Regions from separate parts of the Homo sapiens genome. Here all the other regions are linked to region 1. A link is a contact called in ENCODE Hi-C or POLR2A ChIA-PET data. All regions are on one chromosome and are shown on one strand. The core of a region is the stretch at or near the end of the contact, and the rest is flanking DNA. Distances in the headings are between cores, read along the strand shown. Region 1 holds the start of CAPNS1 (calpain small subunit 1). Region 2 overlaps SIPA1L3 (signal induced proliferation associated 1 like 3). Region 3 holds the start of GRAMD1A (GRAM domain containing 1A). Region 4 holds the start of ZNF527 (zinc finger protein 527).

What was found. A loop is a pair of places that touch in the nucleus more often than their neighbours do. ChIA-PET counts read pairs that join two places held with the same protein, here RNA polymerase II (POLR2A). Pooled maps may share reads with other maps.
Region 2: a map of posterior vena cava shows a loop between it and region 1 (18-fold over the local background). The contact joins the enhancer-like site here to the promoter of CAPNS1 in region 1. A Hi-C loop is called at or near these places in 1 of 168 maps with a recorded cell type or tissue (posterior vena cava). POLR2A ChIA-PET finds 5 or more read pairs at or near these places in 2 of 52 experiments (GM10248 and PC-3).
Region 3: a pooled map shows a loop between it and region 1 (6-fold over the local background). The contact joins the promoter of GRAMD1A here to the promoter of CAPNS1 in region 1. A Hi-C loop is called at or near these places in 5 of 50 pooled maps. POLR2A ChIA-PET finds 5 or more read pairs at or near these places in 2 of 52 experiments (IMR-90 and Panc1).
Region 4: a pooled map shows a loop between it and region 1 (7-fold over the local background). The contact joins the promoter of ZNF527 here to the promoter of CAPNS1 in region 1. A Hi-C loop is called at or near these places in 1 of 37 single-sample maps with no recorded cell type and 7 of 50 pooled maps. POLR2A ChIA-PET finds 5 or more read pairs at or near these places in 3 of 52 experiments (A549, B cell and HEK293T).

Annotation. Positions count from the first base shown.
Region 1 is chr19:36,138,801-36,141,571 of GRCh38, forward strand. It overlaps CAPNS1 (calpain small subunit 1), which reads left to right and starts at 1,266. Exons shown (of 11, transcript NM_001749.4): 1 at 1,266-1,357; 2 at 2,197-2,420. The coding sequence starts at 2,212. LOC105372385 (a long non-coding RNA gene) reads right to left here and starts at 1,182. Exons shown (of 3, transcript XR_935954.3): 1 at 1,091-1,182. RefSeq lists enhancers at 1,533-1,582, 1,673-1,732.
Region 2 is chr19:37,926,604-37,929,772 of GRCh38, forward strand. All of the region lies in intron 1 of SIPA1L3 (signal induced proliferation associated 1 like 3), which reads left to right. Among named protein-coding and RNA genes, the nearest start is that of SIPA1L3, 21 kb to the left of the region's middle. Within about 2 kb of position 1,598, at least 5 of the 41 ENCODE cell types and tissues checked have a DNase peak (open chromatin) inside an H3K27ac peak, as active enhancers do.
Region 3 is chr19:34,998,605-35,001,668 of GRCh38, forward strand. GRAMD1A (GRAM domain containing 1A) reads left to right here and starts at 1,719. Exons shown (of 20, transcript NM_020895.5): 1 at 1,719-1,882. The coding sequence starts at 1,875. RefSeq lists silencers at 1,554-1,933, 2,204-2,333.
Region 4 is chr19:37,369,518-37,372,527 of GRCh38, forward strand. It overlaps ZNF527 (zinc finger protein 527), which reads left to right and starts at 1,582. Exons shown (of 5, transcript NM_032453.2): 1 at 1,582-1,709. RefSeq lists enhancers at 952-1,091, 1,112-1,161, 1,332-1,641 and a silencer at 1,672-1,981.

The DNA of each region.
Region 1 (2,771 bases), core at 16-2,515:
GGGGATAAGAGCCAGCCAGCCTGCCTGGGGGCCAGATTTAGCTCCCCCCGATGAGTCCTGAAAAAGTACTGGACTCCCGTGGCTCATGCCTGTAATCCTAGCACTTTGGCAGGCCGAGGCAGGTGGATCACCTAAGATCAGGAGTTTGAGACCAGCCTGGCCAACATGGTGAAACCCCGTCTCTACTAAAAATACAAAAATTAGCTGGGTGTGGTGGTGCATGCCTGTAATCCCAGCTACTCGGGAGGCTGAGGCAGGAGAATCGCTTGAACCTGGGAGGCAGAGACTGCAGTGAGCTGAGATGGCGCCACTGCACCCCAGCCTGGGCAACAGAGCAAGACGCTGTCTCAAAACAAAAAAAAAAAAAAAGAAAAGAAAAGAAAAGAAACCAGGCTATGTAAAAATATTATTGTAAAAAATTAAATTAAATCAAAAAAAGGCCGGTAGCCCATACCTGTAATCCCAGTACCTCACAGTACTTTGGGAGGCTGAGGCAGGAGGACGGCTTGAGGCCCGGAGTTCAAGAGCAGCCTGGGCAACATAGCGAGACCTCCGTCTCTATTATGTAAAAACAATAATATTTTTTAAGTAAATAAAGAAACCAGGCCGTGGCCAAAGGAATCTTCCTGTGTCTGGGGCCTTCTTTAGAGGCTAGCATACTGAGGACACTCTTTGGGCCAGTCCAGGAAGGAATGATTCTGGTGGCCCCTGACTGGGGCGGGGGCGTGGTAAGGTTCGCCTGGGAGGCGGCGCAGGCGCTGCCTGCGGTTTGACTGCCATCCGGGCTGCTGCAGGCACTGGGAAAGGCAATCCAGCCTCAATCCTCGCCACAGACACGGGCGACTGTCCCCCAGCGTGTGAGTCAAACCATACTCCAGGCCTCCAGGAGGTGTTTGTCGCGACAACACCTGCAGAGGGCCCGTGCGGAGTCCCTTAGTGAGCGGACCGAAAACCGCCACCCTGGAAGGATATTGGCATGCCCTAGGGTGAAAATTCACACTACGACACTCGGGGGGTGGGTCCCCTCCGAGTTCTCGTCCGCGGGTGCCTCCACCCAGACCTGAGGGGTGTCGGGAAGACCCCCGCCTACCGAGTCAGGGCGGGATTAAGACCTCCGGCGCTGGAAACGCGTAGGGCGGGGCCCAGACCTGGATCCAGCTAGCCGGGCGGTGTGGGGTGCGCATGCGCAATGTCCGCTTCGGCTCTAGGACCGCGCGGGCGACAGCAGGGCCGCGGTGCAGTGTCCGACCCGAGAGTTGCGGCCTGAGTCACCGGCCCCGCCCTCCGGAGCCGGACGCTGCGGGAGGCCCGGGAGCGGCAGTGGAACCGACTCCCAGAACTCCGGACGTGTGCGGCGGTAAGCGCCCGGCCCGTACCCCCTCCGCACCCCGCAACTCCGACTTTGGCGGCCCCCAGACCCGGCGAAACCGTGAAGTCTCGGCCTCAGGAGCCCCCCAGATCCATGGTCTCAGATTCGAACCCTCAGACCTGTTCGATCTCCTTTTATGCCGTCCCGGGGACCCTTCTCCACCCTCTGTCTCATGATCCAAAATACAGGCCCATAGGTTTCAGAGATACCCTGTGAATTCTTCCTTGGGGTGTCCTGAACCGCGATCGTAGATCTGTGCCCCCAGTTCCAGCGGGGAACCCCATTGTCCGGGAACCCAGAGCTCACAGCCACGATCTTAGACCCGAGCCCACAGAGCCAGAGGTGACACTGGAATCCTGCCGCTGGGAATACCTAAATTCTCAAGCCCACATTTGGGATTTCCTAAACCCCGCCCTGGGGCCCTTTAGGCCGTGGATGTTTGCTCCGCGCCCATGACCTGCCAAGGACCTCTACATTCAGGCTGGGCTCTGGATCTCACATTCTAGCGCCCAGACATGTCGGGAACGCCTTACGCCAACTTGGGGTCCCCACCAAGAGAACCCCCACCAGATCTGCACCCTCCCCTTCACGCGTGCACCCAGTCCAGGCTCCCTCAAGCCCCACGGGTGCCTTTTAGACCTGAGGAGGTTGCAAACCTGATCCCCCATACCTGCCCCACCCATCCGCGGACAACCCGCCCTCGCAAACTCAGACCCCCACCCGGAGGCTTCAGATTCCTCCCAGGTCCAGCTGCCGGAAATGCGTGTTTGAAGGGAGGGTGTGGGCTCAGGGGCGAAGCACCCACTGGTCCCCTTTTTTCCCCCCAGCAGTGAGTCGCAGCCATGTTCCTGGTTAACTCGTTCTTGAAGGGCGGCGGCGGCGGCGGCGGGGGAGGCGGGGGCCTGGGTGGGGGCCTGGGAAATGTGCTTGGAGGCCTGATCAGCGGGGCCGGGGGCGGCGGCGGCGGCGGCGGCGGCGGCGGCGGTGGTGGAGGCGGCGGTGGCGGTGGAACGGCCATGCGCATCCTAGGCGGAGTCATCAGCGCCATCAGGTAAGGCGGAGACTATCAGAGGGGCGGGGCCTGGGAATGGGAGGAGCCTCAGTGAGGCGTGGTCTGGGAGGGGCGTGGTCTAAAAATAGAATAGGATTAACCTGGAGGCTAACCTGGGTACATGAATTAGGCCGGGGAGGCCTGGTTTGAGAGTTCTGCTGTAAGGGGGTGGACCCCAGTGAGGCGGATATCAGTCATTGGGGGCGGTGCTTGATATGGGAGTAGTCTGATTGTGTGGGACCAGGACAATGTGGTCCTGAGGGGACTGATGTGGAGTTTTGGCGGGTGGGGCTTATGGGTCTGGGCTCAGCCTGCATTGGCTAACCTGGAGATGAACGTTAAAGGTGCGGA
Region 2 (3,169 bases), core at 348-2,847, 1.8 Mb after region 1:
GGGAGGGGGCCTGAGGAGCCGTGCACCTCCCTGTAGCGATGGGAGACTTGCAAGTCGTTGTGGAACCAGGGCACTGGCCTCGGTCCTGTGGGAGCGGGTGGGGGTGAAATAACCTTAAAGGAGATATGGCGCCAACTTTGGAAGAGCTCAGTCGGGAAGTTGTGTCAGTTGGTAAGCCTTTGGCTGCAAACAGTAGTAACAGCATCAGCAGCAACAACTGCAGCAGCAAGTAGGCAATGTATGTAGCGTCTGCTGCATGCAAGACACTGTGCCGGGCCCTTCACATGAAGCCACTCCTTTAAGCCTCCCGACAACCCTGGAAGATATTATTCTCCCTTTGCAGATGAGGTAACTAAATTTGAATAACTTGTTCAAGGTCAGGCAGCTAAAAAAAGGTGGTGGCATGATTTTTTTTTTTTTAGATTCAGAGGGTACATGTGAAGGTTTGTTACATGAGTATATTGTGTGATGCTGAGGTTTGGGGTACAGATCCTGTCACTCAAATAGTGAACAGAGTACCCAATAGGTAGATTTTCTTTTCCTTTTTTTTTTTTTTTTGAGATGGAGTCTCGCTCTGTCACCCAGGGTGGAGTGTAGTGGCGCAATTTCAGCTCAGTGCAACCTCCGCCTCCCGGGTTTAAGCAATTCTCCCTACCTCAGCCTCCCGAGTAGCTGGGATTACAGGTGCCTCCACCAACCATGCCCGGCTAAACTTTTTTGTATTTTTTAGTAGAGATTGGATTTTGCCTTGTTGGACAGGCTGGTCTTGAACTCCTGACCTCAGGTGATCCACCCACCTTGGTCTCCCAAAGTGCTGGGATTACAGGCGTGAGCCACTGCGCCTAGCCCCCAGTAGGTAGATTTTCAACCCTTGCCCCATTCCTTCTTGGTTTTTGGAATTCTCAGTGTCTGTTGTTCGTGTGTGTGTGTGTGTGTGTGTGTGTGTGTGTGTGTGTGTACGTACCCAATGTTTAGCTCCCACTTAGAAGTAAGAACATGGGGTGTGTGTGTATATGCAATGTTTAGCTCCCACTTAGAATAAGAACATGGGGTGTGTGTGTGTGTGTGTGTGTGTGTGTGTGTGTGTGTATGCAATGTTTAGCTCTCACTTGTAAGAACATGGGGTGTGTGTGTGTGTGTGTGTACGTGTACGCAATGTTTAGCATCCCACTTAGAAGTAAGAACATTGGATATTTGGTTTTCTGTTTGTGCATTCATTCACTTAGGATAATGGCCTCCAGCTACATCCATGTTGCTGCAATAGACATGATTTCATTCTTGTTTAATGGCTGTGTAGTATTCCATGGTATATATGTACCACATTATCTTTGTCCAGTCCGCTGTTGATGGGCATCCGGGTTGATTCCCTGGCTTTGTGGGTTGATTCACATGCTATCGTGAAGAGTGCTGCGATGAACGTAGGAGTGCAGGTGTCGTTTGGTAGAATGGTTCCTTTTCCTTTGGGTAGATACCCAGAAATGGGATTGCTGGGTCGAACGGTAATTCTATTTTTAGTTCTTTGAGGAATCTTCAAACTGCTTTCCCCAGTGGCTGAGCTAATTTACATTCCCACCAACAGTGTATCAGCATGGTGACGTGATTTGGATTCAGGCAGTCTGACTCCAGAGCTGTATCTTAACTCTAAAGCTCTGTGTGCTACTGCAGTGGTTTTCAAACCCGAGCAAGACCAGGTGTGGTGGCTCACATCTGTAATCCCAGCACTCTGGGAGGCCGAGGCAGGTGGATCATTTGAGGCCAGGAGTTCGAGGCCAGCCTGGGCAACATGGTAAAACCCCATCTCTACTAAAAATGCAAAAATTAGCCGGGTGTGGTGGCACATACCTGTGGTCCCAGCTATTCGAGAGGCTGAGGCAGGAGAATTGCTTGAACCTGGGAGGCTCTGAGAGGTTGCAGTGAGCCAAGATCATGCCACTGCACTCCAGCCTGCGCAACAGAATGAGTGAGACTCCGTCTCAAAAAAAACAAAAAACCCTAGCAAGGATCAGAATCCCCAGAGGGCTAGGTAAAACACAGATTGCTGGGCCCCATCTGATTCTGTAAGTTCCTGATTCTGTAAGTCTAGCTTGAGAATTTGCATTTTGTGGTGACACTGGTGCCCCTGGTCCAGGAAGCACGTTTTGAGAACCATGAGCTACTGTAATAGGAAGCCCAAATGAAATTGGCCTGAAATAACGAGATTTATGATCTCATATAACAAAGAAGCCTGTAGGTAGGCAGCACAGCAGCACAGGAGTTGACTAAGCAGTTCCACAATGCCTGCAGGGACCCCATCCCTCTCCTTCAAGCCACTCTGCCATCCATGGTGTGTCTCCTGTGTCCCTAGGCTCCCTGCATGGCCACAAGATGACTGCCAAGGCTCCAGTTGGCACACACTGACAGTGCCACATCCAGCAGCAGAAAGAGGGCATCTCTCACTTGCTGTGTATCTCTTTAAGAGTGAGGAAACCTTTCATTGATTCCCTGCCTCCCAGATTTCCCTCATATCTCATTGGCCAGCATGGTGATATGTGACCCTGCCCAGAGAAACCAGCCAAGGGCCAATTAGGATTGACCCTCTGGGGCTGGGGCTGGGGCTGGGGCTGGAGCCGGGGCCAGCCTTACCTGAAGTAGGTAGCACAGGGAGGAGAGTGGCTACAGGAATGAAATCAGAGTACCATTTAGGAAAGGACTGGGAAAGGGGGAGGGATATTGGGTAGGCAGACAATTGGTTTTGCTGCAGAAATAAGTGGAACACAGGGAAAGCATAATGCCCATGCATTTTTGTCATCGTGCTTACCAGCTTTGTTTTGTAATTACCTGAATCAGGACTTAGCTTTTTGTTCTCTAATCATGCCCACCTTTGAAACTGTGCACAAAGTCCCAGTACCACAAGAACTCTGAATCTTGTTGGAATACCAAGTATTCTGTCTGGCAATTCAGGGAAACTTGAGTTGGGTGATGAGGCAGCAGTCTGAAGGTTAGAGTGCGAGGTCTTTGAGAGCACTCACTCACTCTGCCCAGAAACACCTGGGTCTCACCCATCTCTCTGCTCCTGACTCCCTCCCCCCTCCTCCTACCCTTCCTTGCAAAGGCTGTTTCCCCCTCTGAGGGCTGTTCTTGGATGAAAGGAGAGGATGCCAGTCAAGTGCTTACCCCCAGGGGCCAGCGC
Region 3 (3,064 bases), core at 469-2,968, 1.1 Mb before region 1:
AAATAAATATTATTTAATTAAAAAACTAAAAGCATTACACTAGAAGAAACAGACCAAAGAGAAATCTAAAGAGATCAGTTGGACAGAGGAAGGTGGTGGGAGGAGGGCCTCTCTTCCATTGGCCGGTGGGAGGCAGCAAATGTCAGATGGTGGATGGGGGTTTTAGAGGTGGGGGTTAGCATGAGAGGTAGGGCACGGCGATAGGGGGGGTGCTGTCCATGCAGAGGGAATAACCAGTGCAAAGGTCTTGGGGTAGGAGGCAGGAAGGTGCCTGGTGAGTTAGAAGAACAGCGGGTAGGCTGGATGGGGGGTGTGAGCCAGGGGGAGATGAGGAGCTGAAGTCAGAGAGCTGACAGGGGCCTTGGGTGCCAAGGTGAGGACTTTGCTTTTACCTGGAGTGAGGTACAGCTGGGGCAGGGCTCTGAGCCAGGAGGGTAGTTAACTGACTCAGGTGGTCCCAGGCTCTCTCTGGCTGCAGGTGAGAACAGACAGTAGGGGCAGGGATGGGAGCAGGGAGATCAGGCAGGAGAGGATGGAGGCTGGGCCAGGGCGTGGGCAGCGGAGGAAGAAGAGTTTAGAATGGAGCGATTGATTTTATACGTGGAGCCCACAGTTTGTGACGGATTGGATGTGGTGTGAAGGAAAAGAGAGGGTCAGAAAAGACTCTGAAGTTCTGGGCCTGCCATTCATCAAAATGGAGAAGTCAGGTGGGCTTCTTTTGCAGGAGGAGGGGAAGGGTTGATGGAGAGGGTTGGGAAGGGAGTTTTTTCAAAAGAGGCGGGGACAGCGTACCCTGGAGAGCGCTGGGGAGCCACAGCCCCGGAGCTGTGAGGTGGGACTCGCATTTCTGTGTGGTTGGGCCAGGAGTCCAGGACACCACCTGACTCTGACCTCTTGCAGACGGGGCGGGGGAGGGGGGACGCAGGTTATGGCGTCAGAGCAGGATCGAATCCAACTCTGCCGCCTACCTACCAGGTGACCCCAACAAGTCACTTCCCATCTTAGAGGCCGGGCTTCTCCTTCCGTAAAAGGACTGATTTTGCCCGTTCCTGCGCTGTCCCCGGGAAAAGCCCTTACCACCGAGTTAGTGGGACTCCCAGCACTGGGGTGATGAGCGCAAGGTCTCAGCACAGATAAGAGCCAGGGAGGCTGGATTCTGACTTGGTACTTGGCCTGGCTGACCAAAACTGGGAAGTCCCTAGAAACGGAGGCACCGGACCTCCTGGGACCAGGAACCCGGGCTCAGAGACTGGGAGAGGGAAGGAGGAGGCGGCCAACCGGCCCCACCCCTTCCCGCCAGCTTCAGGCCCCCTCCCCCATACATACACCTCGGTTTCCCAGCATCTCCAGTCCTCCCCCACCTTCGCCCCGGCTCTCAGGTTCCTCCCTGGGAGGTCCAGGAGCTTCTGGCCAGGGGCATAGTAGTTGCTAGGGACCCTTTTCTAGGTACTAGGGGAGGGGGCTCCCCAACCTGCGGGCAGGCAGCTGCCTCCACGATGTTTGGTTTTAATAAAGTCTCTTTGTTTCCTTCTCTGTCTCTCTGCCCCTCTGCTTTCCCTTCTCTGTCCAGTCCCTCTCTCCCCGGCTTCTCCCTCCTTCTAGGCCTCTGCGGCCCCTCCCCGCCTTCCCTCCCGGGCTGGGGGCGGCGCCGTGACGCGGCGGGGCGGGGGAAGGAAGGGGGTGTCGCTGACGCCGCGGCGGCCTCCGGCGGCTCCGGCCTTTTGTGCGGGCGGTTGGGTCGGGTGGGGGCGGCGGCCGCGGAAGGCCAGGCCGGTGCCCTGCGGGGACGCCCAGCGCAGCCCAGCCCCGCGCAGCCCAGCCCTGCCCTGCCCTGCCCTGCCCTGCGCCCGGGGCGCGCCCACCGCGCCGCATCCATGTTCGAGTAAGGACCGGGCGACTAGAGCTCAGGGACCGGGCGCGCGGGGGAGGCCACCGGAGGGAGGGGGCGCCGCGGGCTTGGGGAGGGGGCGGAGCGGCCGCTGCAGAGGTCGGGGGCCTCTGCACATGGCTCTGGCCGGGGCGATCGGGGTGGGGGCGGGGCAGGGGGCCCCCGGGCGAGGGGTGCAGCTGGGGAGTGGGGCGCGGACGCAGGGCAGGGCCCGGGGTCTGGGTCGCCACTGCCGGCCCGCGACGCACTGGGTTGCGGGGTTTGGCTGGGGGCCCGCGGGTTCATCTGGCGGGGAGGGCCCTCAGGCCTGGCAACCCCCTGCCTGGTAAGCCAGGGGTGAGCGCGAGGCCGAACTGGGGCTCCGGCCTGGGATGGAGACAGGATCGGGACCAGCCCAGGCCCACAGGCCGCGGAGCCCTGGGCGCGCCGGGAGTAGGCAGCCCCCTCCTGCCTGGGCCCCCTCCCACCGTCCTTGGCTGTTGCGGGTCTCGGGGCTGCCGGGGGTGGGGGCTTCCTGCGTCTCTCCAGGACCGCGTGCTTGAGGTCATGGAGGGCGGGGGGTCCTGTGTGCTCGGAATTGACTTCTTACTCCCCTTCCGGTCCAGGTGGGCGCATGTGCTTCCGACTGTGAATTGTCTTGCAAGTGTGTGTACGTGTGTCTGGGGCTGCTAGCCTGCAGCAGCTTTGGGCCTCTGATAGAGTTCCTGCGTGTAACTTAACCACTAATTCTGACCGCGGCTCTGTGTGTCACTGTAAGTTACCTGTGTGTGTCTGGGGCTCCAAATCTGTGGCTGTGAGCAGCTGGTTGTGTGCGTGTTGTGTCTCATTCCATCTGTAGCTCCCTGTGCAAATATAAATTACCCCTGTGTGTCTGAGTGTGACGTTGGAGTGTTTGTACATGTGTCTGGAGTTACCGTGTGTAGCAGCTCTGATCCTTCTTGGGCTGTGTGTGTTTTACCATTAATTCTATCTGTAGCTCCAAGCGTTGCTGTAAGTTACCAGTGTGCGTCCCATTGTGACTTAGTGGTGTGTGTACAAGTGTGCCTGGGGCTCTGGGTTCTACCATGACCCTCTGTGCCTGCATATGCCTGTAATTTAGCTCTGAAACGCTCTTCTTTTTTTTTTTTTCTTTTGAAATAGAGTCTGGCTCTGTCGCCCAGGCTAGAGTGCAGTGGC
Region 4 (3,010 bases), core at 332-2,831, 1.2 Mb after region 1:
ATCTGCGACTTAACATGATACCTCACCACCCACCCCATCCTAGATAACTGCCACATACTCATTTTCCCCTATCTTAGTAAATAACACTACCATTTTTCCAGGGGCTCAAGACATTTAGGCATTATATTGAACTTCTCTCTTTCCCTATATTCACAACCAAGCATCAGCAACTTCTGTTAGTTCTACACTCAAACTGTATCCCAATCTGACAATTTCTCATTGCCTCTTCCAGTGATGACCCTAATTCAAACCACCATCATCATAAGACCATTGGTCTCCAAAATAGTTTATACATAAATGAGCCTGTCATTGACATGTAGAGACCTGGGTCAACAGTACAGATGGAGGTCCCCAGCCAGTCCCCTTCTGTTCCCACTGCCATCCTTGTCCCACATCGTAAGAGGTCTTCTATTCCCACATGTGGACACTCCAGCTTGCATATCTAAGCTCTGTCTAGCCTTACCAAATTGCTCTCATTTGGCCACATTTTGTGGATAGGCAGCACATTCCACCTTTGGAAGACAGATCAAGGGAAGGGTCTTTGGACACAGAGGAGATACAGGCTCTGGAAGCAGGCTGGAGTCCATTTGAACAGGAAATCCTGGGGATTTGGATACCCAGAGCATGGTCTGAAAGAAGGTTGTGAGATCTTTGCAGGCATGTTTCTGCCTATGGACTTTCACCAGGAAGGAAACTGCTTGACTAGAGGAGGGCCAAAGTGTGGCCTTTTGTATGTTTAATAATATTAAAATGTTAAATATATTATTTTGACCAATTGAGAAATAATAATAATAATAAAATAGGCCGGGTGCGATGGCTCATGCCTGTAACCCCAGCACTTGGGGAGGCCGAGGCAGGTGGATCACAAGTTCAGGAGATGAAGACCATCCTGGCCAACATGGTGAAACCCCATCCCTACTAAAAATACAAAAATTAGCTGGGCGTGGTGGCAGGTGCCTGTAATCCCAGCTCCTCAGGAGGCTGAGGCAAGAGAATCGCTTGAACCCGGGAGGCGGAGGTTGCAGTGAGCGCCGAGATTGCCTCAATAAAAGATACCACAGACCCCGCCCATGGCAGGAGATGGGGGTGAAGGAACAGTAAGACCAGGAGACAGTCAGATACACATCGGATCAGTGGTATCCTCACAGTAACAGAAACGGTCACCCCCAATGTCAGCCACAGTCTCTTTCATCCACAATCACTTTCACATTCAGCTACCCACAATCACGGGACGTGATTTAAAATACAGAAGCTCCCTGCACTGACAAAATCCGCCGCTCCTTTCGTCGGCAAGCATAAAGGTGTGCAGCAACAGTCACACACGAACCACCACACCCAAGCATTCAACCAGTCAGCCCCGCGCGCAGCCTGGCCGCTTTCCCCAACACAGCAGCTCAAGGTCACTGGAGAGCCTACGACCGCACACAGCCCTCTCCGGTACCTGCCCCCGTGGCGCAGGCGCGCAGTGGAGGGGGCCGCGGGGTTCTCTGGGAGATGTAGTTCAACGATGACGGCCGTGGCGCAAAGCGTTCTGGGGCTCGTGGTTCGCGGGGTCCATGGGGAACGCGGTGTCGCTGGTTCAGATCTCGCAGAGCTCAGAGTCCTGCATGCCTCAGTCCTCGCCTCGCTCCTCCTCGCGGAGGATTCTGGGAGGTGACGTCGCGGGTCTCGGTCGCGGGGCCCGTTTGCAGAGCCCGCGGCGCCGGGAGGTGAGTGGGGCCGGGCCCCGGGCGGGAGCGGGAAGTCAAGGGCGGGCTCCGGGTGGCCCGGCCGCGCCAGGGATGGGAACCCGGCAGGAGTCGCTGGGGAGGCCGTGTGTGTTTCACTGTATTACCAACTATGTGACAGGCTGCGGGTGTGACAGAATGTGATCTTGTGTCACTGTGTGTGTGTGTTTGTGCGCGTGCGCCCGCTTGTGTGTGACTGTAACCATCTGTGTCTGGGGGTGAAACTGTGAATATGTGTGTTTGTGTGTGACTGTCTCTGCAGGTGTAGCTGTGTATGTGTTTATGAGAGACTGGGGTGTGACATTGTGTGTTTGTGTAAATGCATGTGTGTGGTTATGTGACCACCTGTTTCTGCGGATACAATTGCGTTTGAATGTGTGTGACAGCAAGTGTGATTGTGCGACTATGACCATCTGTCTCCGCAGGTATAGTTTTGTATCAGTAATTGTGACAAGATGTGTGACTTCTGTGGTATGCTACTTTGTGTGTGATTGTGTGTGATTGTTTATCTCTGTTGGTGTAGTTGTATGTTACCATCTATCTTTGTGCTTATGTGGCTGTGTATTGTGTGAGATTATGGGTGTGTTTGTGTGACTCTATACATTTGTGATTGGGTGAGAATTTGTGTGTATATATGAGATTGTGGGATTGATGTATGAAGCACAGAAATATTAGAATTACCCAAGTTCACACAGTTAACAAGTGACAGCACCAGAACTCAAACCCAAGCAGTTTAGCTCTAGAGGTCTCGCTTTTTTTTTTTTTTTTCTCTTGAGATGGAGTCTCACTCTATTGCCCAGGCTGGAGTGCAATGATGCGATCTCGGCTCACTGCAACCTCCGCCTCCCAGGTTCAAGTGATTCTCCTGCCTCAGCCTCCCAAGTAGCTGGGATTACAGGCGCGCACCACCACGCCCAGCTAGTTTTTGTATTTTTAGTAGAGACGAGGTTTCACCATGTTTGGCCAGGCTGGTCTCCAACTCCTGACCTCATGATCCGCCCACCAGAGCCTCCCACAGTGCTGGGATTACAGGCGTGAGGCGCTGCGCCCTGCTGCAGTTTTTATGGACAATTTCAAGCTGCACTACACTAAGGAAATAACTGCTAGGGACTGAGTTGCCTAGTGCAAAGTAGTCCAGAATTAGGGGGTGAAATTAGGGGGTGATGTATACTGAATTCTAGGTCAACCACAGTTGTCCCTTTCTTTTCTTTTCTTTTCTTTTCTTTTTTTTTTTTTTTTTTTTTTTGAGACAGAGTCTTGCTCTGTCCTGTAGGCTAGAGTGC